Regions from separate parts of the Mus musculus genome. Here region 1 is linked to region 2. The links are chromatin contacts, found by Hi-C or POLR2A ChIA-PET in ENCODE. All regions are on one chromosome and are shown on one strand. Each heading gives the region's core, a stretch centred on a gene start or an enhancer-like site at or near the end of the contact. The rest is flanking DNA. Distances are from core to core; before and after follow the strand shown. Region 1 overlaps Gm33169 (a long non-coding RNA gene). Region 2 holds the start of Zfp704 (zinc finger protein 704).

The links. Hi-C counts contacts between places; a loop is a spot of excess contacts on that map. ChIA-PET counts read pairs that join two places held with the same protein, here RNA polymerase II (POLR2A).
Region 1: POLR2A ChIA-PET joins it to region 2 with 29 read pairs in embryonic stem cell. The contact joins the enhancer-like site here to the promoter of Zfp704 in region 2. A Hi-C loop is called at or near these places in 1 of 37 maps with a recorded cell type or tissue (heart). POLR2A ChIA-PET finds 5 or more read pairs at or near these places in 5 of 5 experiments (Patski and embryonic stem cell).

What each region holds. Positions count from the first base shown.
Region 1 is chr3:9,644,600-9,651,233 of GRCm38, forward strand. It overlaps Gm33169 (a long non-coding RNA gene), which reads right to left. Exons shown (of 6, transcript XR_878676.2): 5 at 4,845-4,959; 6 at 3,013-3,554. Among named protein-coding and RNA genes, the nearest start is that of Gm33169, 15 kb to the right of the region's middle. Within about 2 kb of position 2,697, at least 1 of the 3 ENCODE cell types and tissues checked has a DNase peak (open chromatin) inside an H3K27ac peak, as active enhancers do; it is heart, where a contact is called at or near this core.
Region 2 is chr3:9,607,414-9,613,669 of GRCm38, forward strand. It overlaps Zfp704 (zinc finger protein 704), which reads right to left and starts at 2,672. Exons shown (of 9, transcript NM_133218.2): 1 at 1,857-2,672. The coding sequence starts at 2,306.

The sequences.
Region 1 (6,634 bases), core at 1,447-3,946, 37 kb after region 2:
TGGGATTTAATTTTTCTCTTCTCCCAGGGCTTGTTGCTGCTGCTGATTTTAGCTGTTGTTTATTTAACGACTTTGTGAATGAAGTTTTCCTTCCTTCCTTCCTTCCTTCCTTCCTTCCTTCCTTTTTCTTTCTTTCTTTCTTTCTTTCTTTCTTTCTTTCTTTCTTTCTTTCTTTCTTTCTTTCTTTCTCTCTTCCTCTCTTCCTCTCTTCCTCTCTCTCTCTCTCTCTCTCCCCCTCCCCACTTCCTTCCTTTCTTTTTGTGTGTATGTGTGTGTTTTACAGATAGTTTAGCCCTGGCTGTTCTTGAATTCACTCTGTAGACCATGCTGGCCTCAAAATCAGAGATCTGCCTCCTTCAAGTACTGGGATTAAAGTCATACACCCACACACAGGCCTGCCTCTCTCTCTCTCTCTCTCTCTCTCTCTCTCTCTCTCTCTCTCTCTCTCCAGGCAACAAAGGGGGATGCGTCTAATTTACGGGATAGGATTACCAGACTGTCTTTGAGGACTGATTGGACACTTGGAAAAGATCTTAAATAAACAATTGAAAAAAAAATATATATATATATATTTAATTGAAGGAATACAGACCTAGGAAAATAAATACTGAGCCAGGCCATCTTCCAGGTTCCTGTGCTCATGGCAGAGAGTAGGAGGGGCCAGCAAGCCTTGGAATATAACCCACAGACAAGCTAGGTGCCCAGCAAGGCCTGTCCACCACAGAGTTGCTGAAGTGGGGTATTTAAGTGGGAATACTGCCGGAACTCATGTTGTGAGGTCAGGAGTATGTGAATTCAGAGAGAAACTTGACCGCATTATTTCAGGGGTCTGTGTATTCTTGAAGAAATTATCAATCAAGAGACAGTTTAAGCAGTTTATTTAGCCAAGTAAACAAGCACTTCAGAGACTGGAGTGGGCTGCACCCAAAGAGGGAAACACTACAGCAGGTTCTGGGCTGAGGATTCTAAGGCTATTCTCATGACTATGCATGAGCTATATTACATACATATTCATGAAGTAAGGAGTGGTTTTTTGTTTTGTTTTGTTTTGTTTTTTTACCTCCCAACTCTTTGTAGAATGGATCTTCCTTTTACTTTATTTTTTCCCATCTCCCCACGATTGACTAGAAAAGCCCACAAGGTGTTGGGTAGTTGATCAAAAGGTTGGACTTTAGGATGCTGACCATTTGTTGGCGCACAGTCTTAGTTAGGGTTTCCATTGCTGAGAAGAGACACCATGACCAAGGCAACTCTTATAAGGGACATTTACGTGGGGCTGGCTTACAAGTTCAGAAGTTCAGTCCATTGTCATCATGGCATGGCAGCATCCACATAGACACAGTGCTGAAGAAGAAGCTGGAGGTTCTACATCTTGATTCAAAGCCAGTCAGGAAGAGACTGTTTTCCAAGCTGCTAGGAGGAGAGTCTCAAGCCCACATCCACAAAGACACACTTCCTTCAACAAGGCTACAGCTATTCCAACAAGGCCACACCTCCTAAGAGTACCACTCCTTGGACCAAGCATGCACTTGGTCCACCACATGCACATATGGGGGAGTGCCCTGGTTCATCTCCACAGGAAATGATATTAAAATCTGGGAATGAGCCAGGTGACAGTGGCCCATGCCTTTACTCCCAGTACCAGGGAAGAAGAGGCAGCGGTGTCTCTGTGAGTTTGAGGCTAGCCTGGTCTACAAAGTGAGTTCAAGGACAGCTAGGGCTACACAGAGAAACCCTGCCTGGAAAAACAATAACAAAGAAAGTGTAAATGACCCACTTTGCATAGCAGACTTTAAGAGACAATGACTGTGGTCTGTCTGAAGTTGGCTCAGAACCTGGAAAAGCAAGACAAACTTGGGACTTTGGGAAGTGGAAGCTGCCACTGAGCTCTGCTCTCTTTCTGGAGAAATGGGCATGCAGGAGACACGTGCCAAACATCCAGGGCTTGCAGCAGAGCTCGTTTGGAGGGGCTTGATGATGAAGCACCCTTTAGAAGTGGTTTGGCTGCCAGGCAGTGGTGGCGCACGCCTTTAATCCCAGCACTTGGCAGGCAGAGGCAGGTGGATTTCTGAATTCGAGAGTGAGTTCCAGGACAGCCTGTCTCGAAAAACAAAAACAAACAAACAAAAGAAGTGGTTTAGCTAAGGAGTGGAGAGGTACGTGAGAAATACAGACAACCTGCAGAGGACTGAAAGCTGCCGGTGCCAGCAAATCTGCCCTACAACTGGTGGGGGTAGAAGACGGAAAATAAGAACATTAGGCAAAGGAACTTTCTTCACACTGCATACTGCTATGAGAGAAAACACTCCAGATTTAAGAGTTTGTTCCTGTATTAGGTTTATCTTTGTGTGTTGTCTGTGTGCACATGCGCATGCGTCCTTGGAACTGGAGTTCCAGGCAGTGGTAAATATAGCAGCGTGGTGCTGGGAAAAGAACTTGTGTCCTCCTTAAAAGCAGAATATTAGTTACTTTCCTTTGCTGTGATAATATCTGATAATGAAGAGAGCACAGGGAGGAGTTTATGCTCCCAGAGGGAGAGTCCAGAGTAAAGGGAAGGTATGGCAGCCGGCCATAGGAGCAGCCAGCTGAGTGGCCAGATCTTAAACCACAACAGCAAGCAGAGAGAACAGGAAGTGGACAAGCTTGTGAGCCCTTCAGAACTTACCCCAGAGGCATACTTCCCCCAGCAAGGCTGGACCACCTCCCCAAACAGCAGCACCACGTAGGGACCAAGCATTCAAGTACCTGCGCCCATGGAGCCATTGCTCACTCAAACCACTACAAGTTACAAGTTACAGAGGGTGAAGGTGTCATTAGCCTCTGAGTCATTTCTCCAGCCCGCTCGGCTCACTTTTATTTTAGACTTGGCTCTAGGCTCCTGTATTCATAGTTCATGGGATTATCTGTGATAAAACTGTTTTTAAGAAATGACGTATTTCTCAGATAACGTTGTTAGAAGCTTTACATAATATTGTAACTTGCTTTCCTTTATTTCTGGATCTAGGTCAAGATATTTAATGACCATCCTGCTGGAGCTACTGGGTGTGGAGGAAAGTGTTTTAGTTGAATAGGGACACATGAACAATGTTATCTTAATTGTGCAGTGTGCTATATCTGCTGGCTCTGTTTTACTGGTTAAGCAACAGTTTTACAGGAAAATAACTAATAAAATATTCAGTTTCTTCATTAGAAAGTTGAAAGGCATCAGACTTTTCAAGTGCAGAGCACTGATAATGAGACAGAGATTGTTTTTTTTGTTTTTAAGTCCAATAGCATTCCGGAGCTAATATGCATAATATCGGAAATTCACAGCTCACTGAAAACACTCAATAGTAGATCTGATCAAGTAGAATAATTGGTGATTTGAAGGTAGGGTGATGGAGACTGTCCATCCAGAGAAGGAGAGACAGTACCATGAAAACTCACAAGGACCACTGTGCACACGCGCCAGAGGAGGGACCGCTCAGCCCTCCCGCACGGACAGGAGTGGATGGGCGGTGAGGAGGTGCTTGTGGGGGAACAGGGTAACTGTGGAATGGATGTGGGTTTTCCTTCTGAGGAGACAGGAAAAAAAAAAAAAACACTAGACTGCACACTTTGAAATGGTAAATTTTATATTCTATAACTTTCATTTTTAAAAAAGAAAAGATATGGAGAAAATGTAGATAAATAATGCTACGTGCTGACTGACAATTATAAGAAAATTACCATTTCTAGAGGTGCTGTTTTTCAGCTTTTTGTTACCCTTAATTTGCTGCCATTTCTTTTACTCTAAAGATGCTCTTCCTAAATAACGTATTTTATACATTTTCTCCCAAAAAGGTTCTTGCACCTGATGAAGCTTCTGGACGCACAAACCAGGATGCCCCAGAAGCTTGTCACCAAAGGAACTCTGTCACCAAACAGGGTGTGCCTGTGCTTAGGGGCCCTTGCTCTCAGCAGCTCCGGGAACGCTCCCCTCCCCCACCCAGTCCTCAGGCTCCTCCTGAGAGCCGCTTCTATTCCTTCTCACATCTTACATGGCTCTAATCCTCACTCAGCTTTCTACGGCCCCTCTAGTCCGCTGCTGTCCCCAGATTGTTGCAGAGTTGTTTGCTTTTTTTTTTTTTTAAGATTAAAAATTTTTTTAACGTATATGAGTACACTGTAACTGTTTTCAGACACACCAGATAAAGGTGTCAGATCCCATTACACATGATTGTGAGCCACCATGTGGTTGCTGGGAATTGAACTCAGCACCTCTGGAAGAGCAGTCAGTGCTCTTAACCGCTGAGCTCAGTCCCAGAGCTGTTTTTAAAGTTATTTACTTATTAGTGGTTTGCTTGTTTACATACTGTCCTATTTATTTATTTATTTATTTATTTATTTATTTATTTTGGTTTTTTGAGACAGAGTTTCTCTGTATAGCCCTGGCTGTCCTGGAACTAACTCTGTAGACCAGGCTGGTCTCGAACTCAGAAATCTGCCTGCCTCTGCCTCCCTAGTGCTGGGATTAAAGGCACATACTGTCCTTGTAGCCCAGGCCAACCTTGAAGTTACTGAATAGTTGAGGGTGACCTTGAACCTCTGAACCTCCTACCTCTGCTGGGATCATAGGCAAGGGCTACCCCAGGGAGGCCTGGCTGCTCCCGAGTTTCACAACGCACTCATTTCCAGTGGCCCTTCAACTACAGGGTTATGGTCCTGTAACTCTCCTCCCTTCCTTCTGACTTCTGCTGAGGAGCCCTCCAGCATCCATCCCAACCTCTCTGTTCCTCTCCCTTTTCACCTTTCTGTCAAAGAAAGGGCCTTCTTCAAACTGTGCCAGCACCCGCCCCATCCCCCTGAACTCAGAGCATGGTTACCTGTGTGCAGTTCATCTCCCTCACTCTGGACTCTTCACCTCTCTGGATCCAGCTCTAGGGTGGTCCTCGGAAAGGCGTCCCACTTCCCTTTGTAACACAGATGTCCCCCGCTGACCTTGGTAAAAAGCAATGAGCATTTTAAACAGTTCATAACTGTTCATCATCAGGAAGAGTAACTTGCACTCTTTCTGTGTGTATGAATGAATAAAGACATTTATATGAATTCATGGGTTTGTATATGTCTACAGAATAGTATGTATGCTTTCAATTTATTTTCTCAAGAACTAGTCACATTCATTTGCATTTGGAAGTCCCTGTGTTTTGCTTATAGTGTATGCACAGCCCTGTATTTTTACACAGGGAGATGACACTTGTGGAGTAGAATTCTTTTCTTTAAGGGTATCAGTCACTGAAAAATAAAACCACCATCAGAATATGATTAAGACTATTAATGTTAGAAGTAAGTGTCTTAAGAAGACAAGGGACTTTTGCCATCCCAGTGGGAGACCCTGGAACCTCCTGTTCTCTTCTTCCACTGGACAAGGGCTGCAGTGATGTGAGTGTTCTCACTGCCCACATGGTTTCTGTTGTCAGGATGGACAGTGAGGCTGCAGCTCTGTGACACAGCAGTATTAAAATGTGACAGGAAACACTTTGCTTCCTCTCTGCTTCACCTAGAGAAGGCCAAGGCTTCCCTGAAGGTGTCTGTAAGCCCTGCACTCAGGTGTGGGGGGATCAAGTGTTTGCTCTCTGCTATCTTGTGAGTTCTGGGCTAGGGTGAGCTACTTGAGACCCTGTAACAACCAAAAACAACCAAAAGCCCAAACAAACAAGTTACATTCTATTTTGTGTAGGAGACTTAAAGGGGGAGTTTCTCTCTATAAGCTACTTATGTTAGAAACTGTAACTTCATGGGGAAGAAGATGTAAGAGGATGCTCAATTTTAATGCAACTTTAAATTTAATTTTAAACTGAAATTTTTATTTCAATGTTTTATTATTTCCTTCAGCCTGACCTTCCTTCTGACCCTTCTTCCATCTTTCCTTTGTCCTCTTCCTTCCCTCCTGTCTTAGTCAATGTTCCATTGCTATGAAGAGCCATCATGACCACGGCACGTCTTACAAATGAAATCATTTAATTGGGGCTGGTTTATAGTTCAGAGGTTTAGTCTATCATCATTATGGACAGAGTCAGGGCTGCACACAGGCAGCCACGGTGCTGGAGAAGGAGCTGAGAGTTCTACATCTCTCTGGCCCCCATAGGCTTCTAGTCATAAAATAATGCAAAGCTGCCCTCAGTCGCCCTCAGAAGCCCCCAGAGGCAATCACAGTCTTAACCCTATTTGAAAGTTCAAGGTCTCTTCTGAGATCTTGTGACTGTAATCCCCTGTAAAATCAAAATTAAAAATAAATGCATACCACATACTTCCAACATATAATGGCAGAGGATATACATTACTGTTTCCAAAACATAGGCAAGCAACCGTAGTGAGGACCAAAGCAAGACAGAAACCCAGCTGAGCAAACTCTAAAATCTGCATCTCTGTGTTTGATGTCAAAATGGTCTTCAGATCTCCAATTCTTTCCAGCTCTGTTGACTGCAACAAATACCTTTTGCTCTTGGGCTGGTTCCACTCCCTTGTTAGCAGCTCTCCTTGGCAGGTATCCCATGGTTCTGGCATTTCCAACATCTTGGGATTTCCAAGAAGATACAGGTTTCACCGTCACAGCTTCACACGGTGGCCTCTCTAGGCTTCCATGCAGGAATGCCTGTGCCATACACTTGGCCTC
Region 2 (6,256 bases), core at 1,422-3,921:
AATGTAAATTTATTTGTTATGTTCCATTAAAAAAAATCTCTTGGGATACAGTGTCAGGATATCTCTAAGGTGATGAAAAAAAAGAAGATAAATTATACCACAGTATATTCAGCATGTAACTTCTAAGAAGTTGTATGCAATGTACTATAAAATTTGTGAGCAAAGCAATGTGTTAGAAATTTGAAAAAATTTGAATTTATTTGGAGATGTGAAAAATCTCTGCTAATGCTAACAATCACACCCTAGATATTCCTAGTTTAAAGAACAGATTTCTTTCCTACACTGGGCCTACTTGGATTACAGAGCATAACATATTAATCTTTCTGTCTCAACTTGTATAATCACCCCAGACACATTTTGAGTGTGTATGAACAACACTGCTCAGGGGGCACTCTGTCTTATTCAGTGTCACTGATGCTATGGAACTTAATTCAAATCCCGCTATATCCTGTTGCCACACAAAGCGGGCTTTTCAGCAGGCAGCAGTAATGAGTGTGGGCACAGTCCAGATTCCAACAAGCAGCTGTCAAAAACAATCACCTAAATGACCATTTGCTCAAGTCTCACACCGAGAGAGAGCCAGTCATACTTCAGGGTGGTCTAGGAAAGAAACATTCCCACATCTACTGCGGGGCAACGCTAACTGCTGTTTAACTTTTCTTGGTAAATATAATTACAAGCTTCCAGACACTTGAGAGCGGGCACGGAGATATTAAACAAAAACAACAACATCAACCACCTCTATCAAGTTCACTTGTTTACATATATTTTCTTCTGAACACTCCAAGAATTTCTGGTTATCCTGCTATCTTAAGAAACACTGCGCCTTTAATCCCAGCACTCAGGAGGCAGAGGCAGGCGGATTGCTGAGTTCGAGGCCAGCCTGGGCTACAAAGTGAGTTCCAGGACAGCCAGGGCTACACAGAGAAACCCTGTCTCGAAAAAACAGAAAACAGAAAAAAAAAAAAAAAAAAAAAACACTGGCGAAAAAGCAAACACTCTCCATTGCTTGCCACTCGCTGCCCTCAAAACTTCTTAGCAACATACACGGTGCATGAACCTCAACGCAGTTTGTTTTGTCCAATAGCGTGCTTAGAAGCTCAGCCAGACAGTTGTGTAATAATAAACCCTTTATCTTCTGAAGATACAAAAAAACGGAAAGATCGCTCGTTGCGGTAGCGCGGATGAGGACCTGGTGAAATTTTTCAGCTGAAAGTCACATTCATTTTAAATGCTACCCCTCTCTCTCCCCACAACACAAACACCTTCCCCGCCTTCCTCTTTTGTAATCTTAAGGGGGCGGAGGGTAAGTGCTTAGGATGTCCAGTTTAAGGAGGGCGAGGAGAAACACGGGGATGGGGGAGGGGCAAAAAGCTCGCGGAAACCAAGGTCTAGGTTGTTGCTGCACAGGCTCCCAACTCCTTCACAAGTGCCTGTGATGGAACCGACCAACAACTGTTCTCAGGTGAAAGGAGGTGTTGCAGGTTGCTGGCTAGTTTCCAGAAGCTTGAACAAGAGAAGGAAGACTCCTGCCTCCCCAGAGCAGAATAAAATATCAATGCCAGGCCGATCGGGGCTCCGACCTCGTCCAGCTCCCAAGTTCCCCACCCTGCCCAGAGAAGCGCTCCTTCCTTGCCTACCGGCACGCGGGACCACGCATCCGCCCGGCCTCTGAGCACCGACAGGCCGCCGGGCGCCGCTGAGCCGCTGAGCCGCTGAGCCGCAGTTCCGCGCGCTGCCCACCGCCGCCTGACACACCCCTCCCGGCCCGCGCCGCTGCGCTCGGCCTCCCCGGCGCCCCGGCGCCCCGCCGAGCCCGCTGCGCCCCCCACCGATCCCCGGCACCTCGCACGCACCTTCACCGCGCCTCGGGCGGGGCCCTTGGGAAGCGCACGGCCGGGTCCGAGGGGCACGAAGCGCTCCTCAGCGTCCTCGTCGTCCTCGTCGCCGTCCACCACCTCGACAACCACCTCTTCGTCCTCTTCCTCGTCGTCGTCCTCCTCCTCCGCGACCCCTCGGGGCTTCTCCGTTACCCGCCCGCGCGTCCTGCGCCTTCGGCCCGCGCCCTCCTCGTCCTCGTCCTCCTCGCCCAGCAGCAGCAGGACCGGCGACGAGGCGGCGGCAGCGCGCGAGGGGCCGGTCCCGCGCGGCGGCGGCAGCGGCGGCCTCCAGCTTCCCGGTGCGGCGGCCGGGCTGGGGCCGGGGGGCGGGAGCCCCAGAGCGGCGGCCTCGGGGGCGGGAGCGGGCGCAGCGCCCCCGCGGCGGCTGCCCAGGCTGGGGCGCTTGGCCAGGCGCCTGGCCTGCATGCCTGCGCCGGGCTTGCGGGCCGGAGCGCCGGGCTCCTCGCGGGCTGCGGCTGGGCCCGGAGACGCGCGGCTGCGGGGCTTGCGGGGCCGCCTCCCGGGCTGGCCGCCGCTGCTGGCTGGCAGACGCGCGGACGCCGCCTTCGCTGGCCGGGCCCGCGGGGACGCCGGCGGCTACGGCGGGGCGGCGCGCCGGCCGCGGGCGGGGGTGGGTGTGAGCGAGCGCGCTGCTCCCGCTGCCGCTACCTCCGCCTGCGCCTCCCGGGAGCCGCGGGCTGCGCTGCGCTCCATGCGGCCGGCGGCCGGGCCGGCGCGCGCCTCTCCGGGCCCTGCGCCCGCGCGCTCAGGGCCTACCGCGGTGTCCTGGGCGCGAGCTGTTTGTGTCGTGTCTTCACCGCCTCCCCCTCTTCCCCAGTCCTCGCTGCCTTCCTGGTCTCCGTTCAGACAAAACCCGGACTGGATTTTTTTCCCCAGACCCGCGCTCTCTGAAAATCTGCCGGCTTCCCAGCAGTTGGCTGGGACACTGAGGCCACCCTTGCCCCTGGGCCCATGTCTCCCTCTGGTGGGAAAAGCGTAGGTTTAGACGGCAGGAAGGTGTTTGCTTAAGAGATTTGCTCAAGAGTGGTTCTCAGATGGCGACCACTGGTGCTCAAGTGGAGTTCGACCAGGTGTGCCAACCCCAGGTTTGGGGTCAGTTCCCAGCCTGAGTCCTCAGTCATGGAGATTCCTGCAACATTTCCCTGGCCCTCTCTACCAGGTTCCTTTGAGCACCAGGTTGTAGGCCTTGCCTCATGTTCTCAGCTCTGTGCAGGTTTGGCCCTCCTATGTGTTTCTTCCAGTTTCCACCTGAGGTCCTTACCTGGTGATATGATATGGGCCGAATTCCAAAAGTGTTCTTTCTGCTCTTGGTTTGGTCTACTGGCACTGTCCCAGTCTAGAGAAAGCAACACACCAAGTGGTCAAGATTGTTATTTCAGCTTTTTATATATGTAAGCTAGCAGAAGGCCAGTTTGCCATGTTATGAATGACTGCTGCTTTCGGAGGGAGTAAACCAGACATTCTGCATCCAGATCATGCCCCTAAATTCTATAGGTTTTGGCTAGGGCTAGGAGGGCCTTATTCATCAACAATTGAGTAAAAGGGTGTCCACATGGCCCATTGTTCTTGGAGATTGAACATCACGTGGCTTGCTAGACATGTGATGGGGCTCATTAAATGTTTATTTGGGGTACCTTCCAACCGCTAAAGAGGGATGAGGACAAGGATTCTAAAATGAACTTTGTCCTCCCAGAAACTGATCACCCGTCCAGAAAATGCCTGTTTTAAGTAATCACATCCAAAAATAGTGGTGTGTTTTAAAGCCACCTTGTTCTCACTTCCTGTGAGGCACTGGCCCACAGGTCCTGTCCGTCCTTTCTGAAATGCCTTTCCGTCAGCCCTTCCTTTCGAGTCCCAAAGCTCTGCTAACACCTCCCCACAGTGAAATTGGAAGTGCGTACAGTCTGAAGAGGAGGTGTGCACACATGCAGGTGTGCACACATGCACTCCCTGCCCCACTTCAGATACCACCCCAGAATTTATCTCCCTCAAAGTGCATTCAAAACACACCGTTTCTAGTGAACTTTTCATCTGTAAATATCCTGTTCAGGAAATTAGAATGAGCAAACCTTGTTAACTGGAGCATTGTAATTTATGGGTGTGTCTTGGATGTAGCTAGACCCTCCCAGAAGCAAGTGAATTGTTTCCGTGAGCCTAGAAAGAGTAGCCCCAGGCAAGGAGCGAAGCTGCTCTCCTCCAGATTGAAGATAGTGGCTTGGTTGATCTCATGAGATGATTTGGAGAGAGGCAGCTAAGTATATGGGTCTCTGGCAGAGGTGGGCAGGTGGCTCAAGGACCTGTACGAGGGGTGCAGAAGAGATCTTATCGACTGTTTCAACTAACAGCACAGCTGTCATGGTCATCAGAACAGCTGTGATCCTTGCATGCCATCGGGCTGATTGGCTGTCCTTAGGAGGAGTGGGCACAAAGCCTCTCCATGAGACTCAGCCTGTCCCCCAGCCACTTGTATGGAATTTTGCCCGAGTGGCACTTGTCTCTGTCCCAGCAGAGATGCTGGATTACAGAGTGTGGAAGGTTAACTGAAGGGGAGACACCCCCCCCCCCAATCTCTGCAGCTGTGGGTAAATCATTCATGCTGGGTAAGACTTTCTGGTGGCACAACTGCTTTGGGCTCACCCATGTTCTTGTAAGTCCTCCTTCATGTTTCGAAGTAAGCCCAATAAAGTCACTGCTCCCTAAGGGGTTTAGTGGGACTGTGTTCATCATCTATGTCATGACAAAACTTCTCCTGGGGAGAGAAAACACACCTATCAACTTACCCCAGATAGGGAAGCCATGACACACTAAAGTTTGGATGCCATCAAAGTCCATCTTGGTGAACTTGGTGAATGAGTGTTACTGGATCACTTACAGGAATATGGGCAAGGGCTTCTTCCAGAAGCAGGAAAGGCTGAGTTTGCAGCCCTGAGAAGGTATGGACGGGTAATAGCTTCTAAGGGAGGAAAAGGCAGTTGTCTGTAATGGTGTGACTCCAGGTCAGCCACACTCTAATTAATGGATAGCCCCATACCCAGGAGTAAGTTTATGAACAGCAAAAGCTAAAGTTGATGGGTTATTAAATTTAGACAGGTCACAAAGTTGGGGTGGGGAGATCTGGAAGGAGACCAAGGGAAGAGTTGGGGGTGAATATTATCAAAATAGCTTGCATGAAAGTTTCAAAGAACTCTTATTTTGTAGACTAATGAGTTAATATATACAGTCATCTTTAGAGTCTTATATGTAATCAGTTTAATAGAAAGCCACATCCTGCTTTTTTGTGCATTCCATGGGTTCCTGGGATGGAACTTGGAAGCTCAGGCTTGCTCAGCTAGCACCTTTACCTAATAGCCTGACTCCCTCGTCCACACCTACCCTTCCCCTCAGGGCTACAGGGATCAAACTCAGCCTCCTGCTCCTCTCCTCCAAGCCCCAGGAGAAGGAAGGCTTAGGTTGGCGTGCACGGTGAGCTGCTGAGCCCTTGTTGGAGAGAGACGTAGAGAACAATCGGGAAAGACAAGTGAACATGGCTAAAAGGTGTCCTGAGTGCTAGAGAAGGCAGAAAGGAGTAGAGTGGCAGTGCTTTAACATACAGAGATGCTGGTCCCAGCTTGCTGGTCCATGAAGGCTACAGTAGATCAGAGCATCACAAGTTCAAGGCCAGCCTGCTGGACTTCAAAATTCTACACATCACAGCATGAACACAACGAAAGAAAGAAGTGTGTTTATGTTTATGTCAAAACAAACTTAAGAAAGGCATGGAACACAACGTAAGACTCAAATCAGAACATGCCATGGCCCAGGTCTCTGTCCTATAGACTGTGCTCCAGTCTGCTCTGGGCAGGGTGATGATGGTATCGATGTACAGGGACACTCCAGCCTGCCATCTCCTGTCTGGTTTCTTGTGATCTACAGCGATTCTTAAACATTTGACATTTGAGTACCAAAGATGCAAAAAGATGTGTTTAAAAAATGATTGAAGAAAACAAGGCTCAACTTCACATTTTGTTCAATATTTTTAAGATTCAGAAAAATAGAAATCATAGTTCCCAAATCATAAAGTCTAAGCATAACCTATGCAGAAACACAGCAGCCTCACCTACCACTGATAGCATGGTCTTTAGCAACCTTAAGTAGTTAGATCTGGTGATCGAAGTAGCTCCTTCTAAAAACTATTTTTAAATGAAAAGTAATGTTTTTGGCCTTTACAAAGGTTATGAAAGTAAGATGTGACAGGTCTCCTGTGAACGATTCAACTCTGCAACAACACTGTACTTTCCTGAGTTCTAAGTAACGCCCCCTGAAGACTTGTTATTGGGGGCGGAGTCCTATATTACTCTCCCTTTCCCCATCCCTCC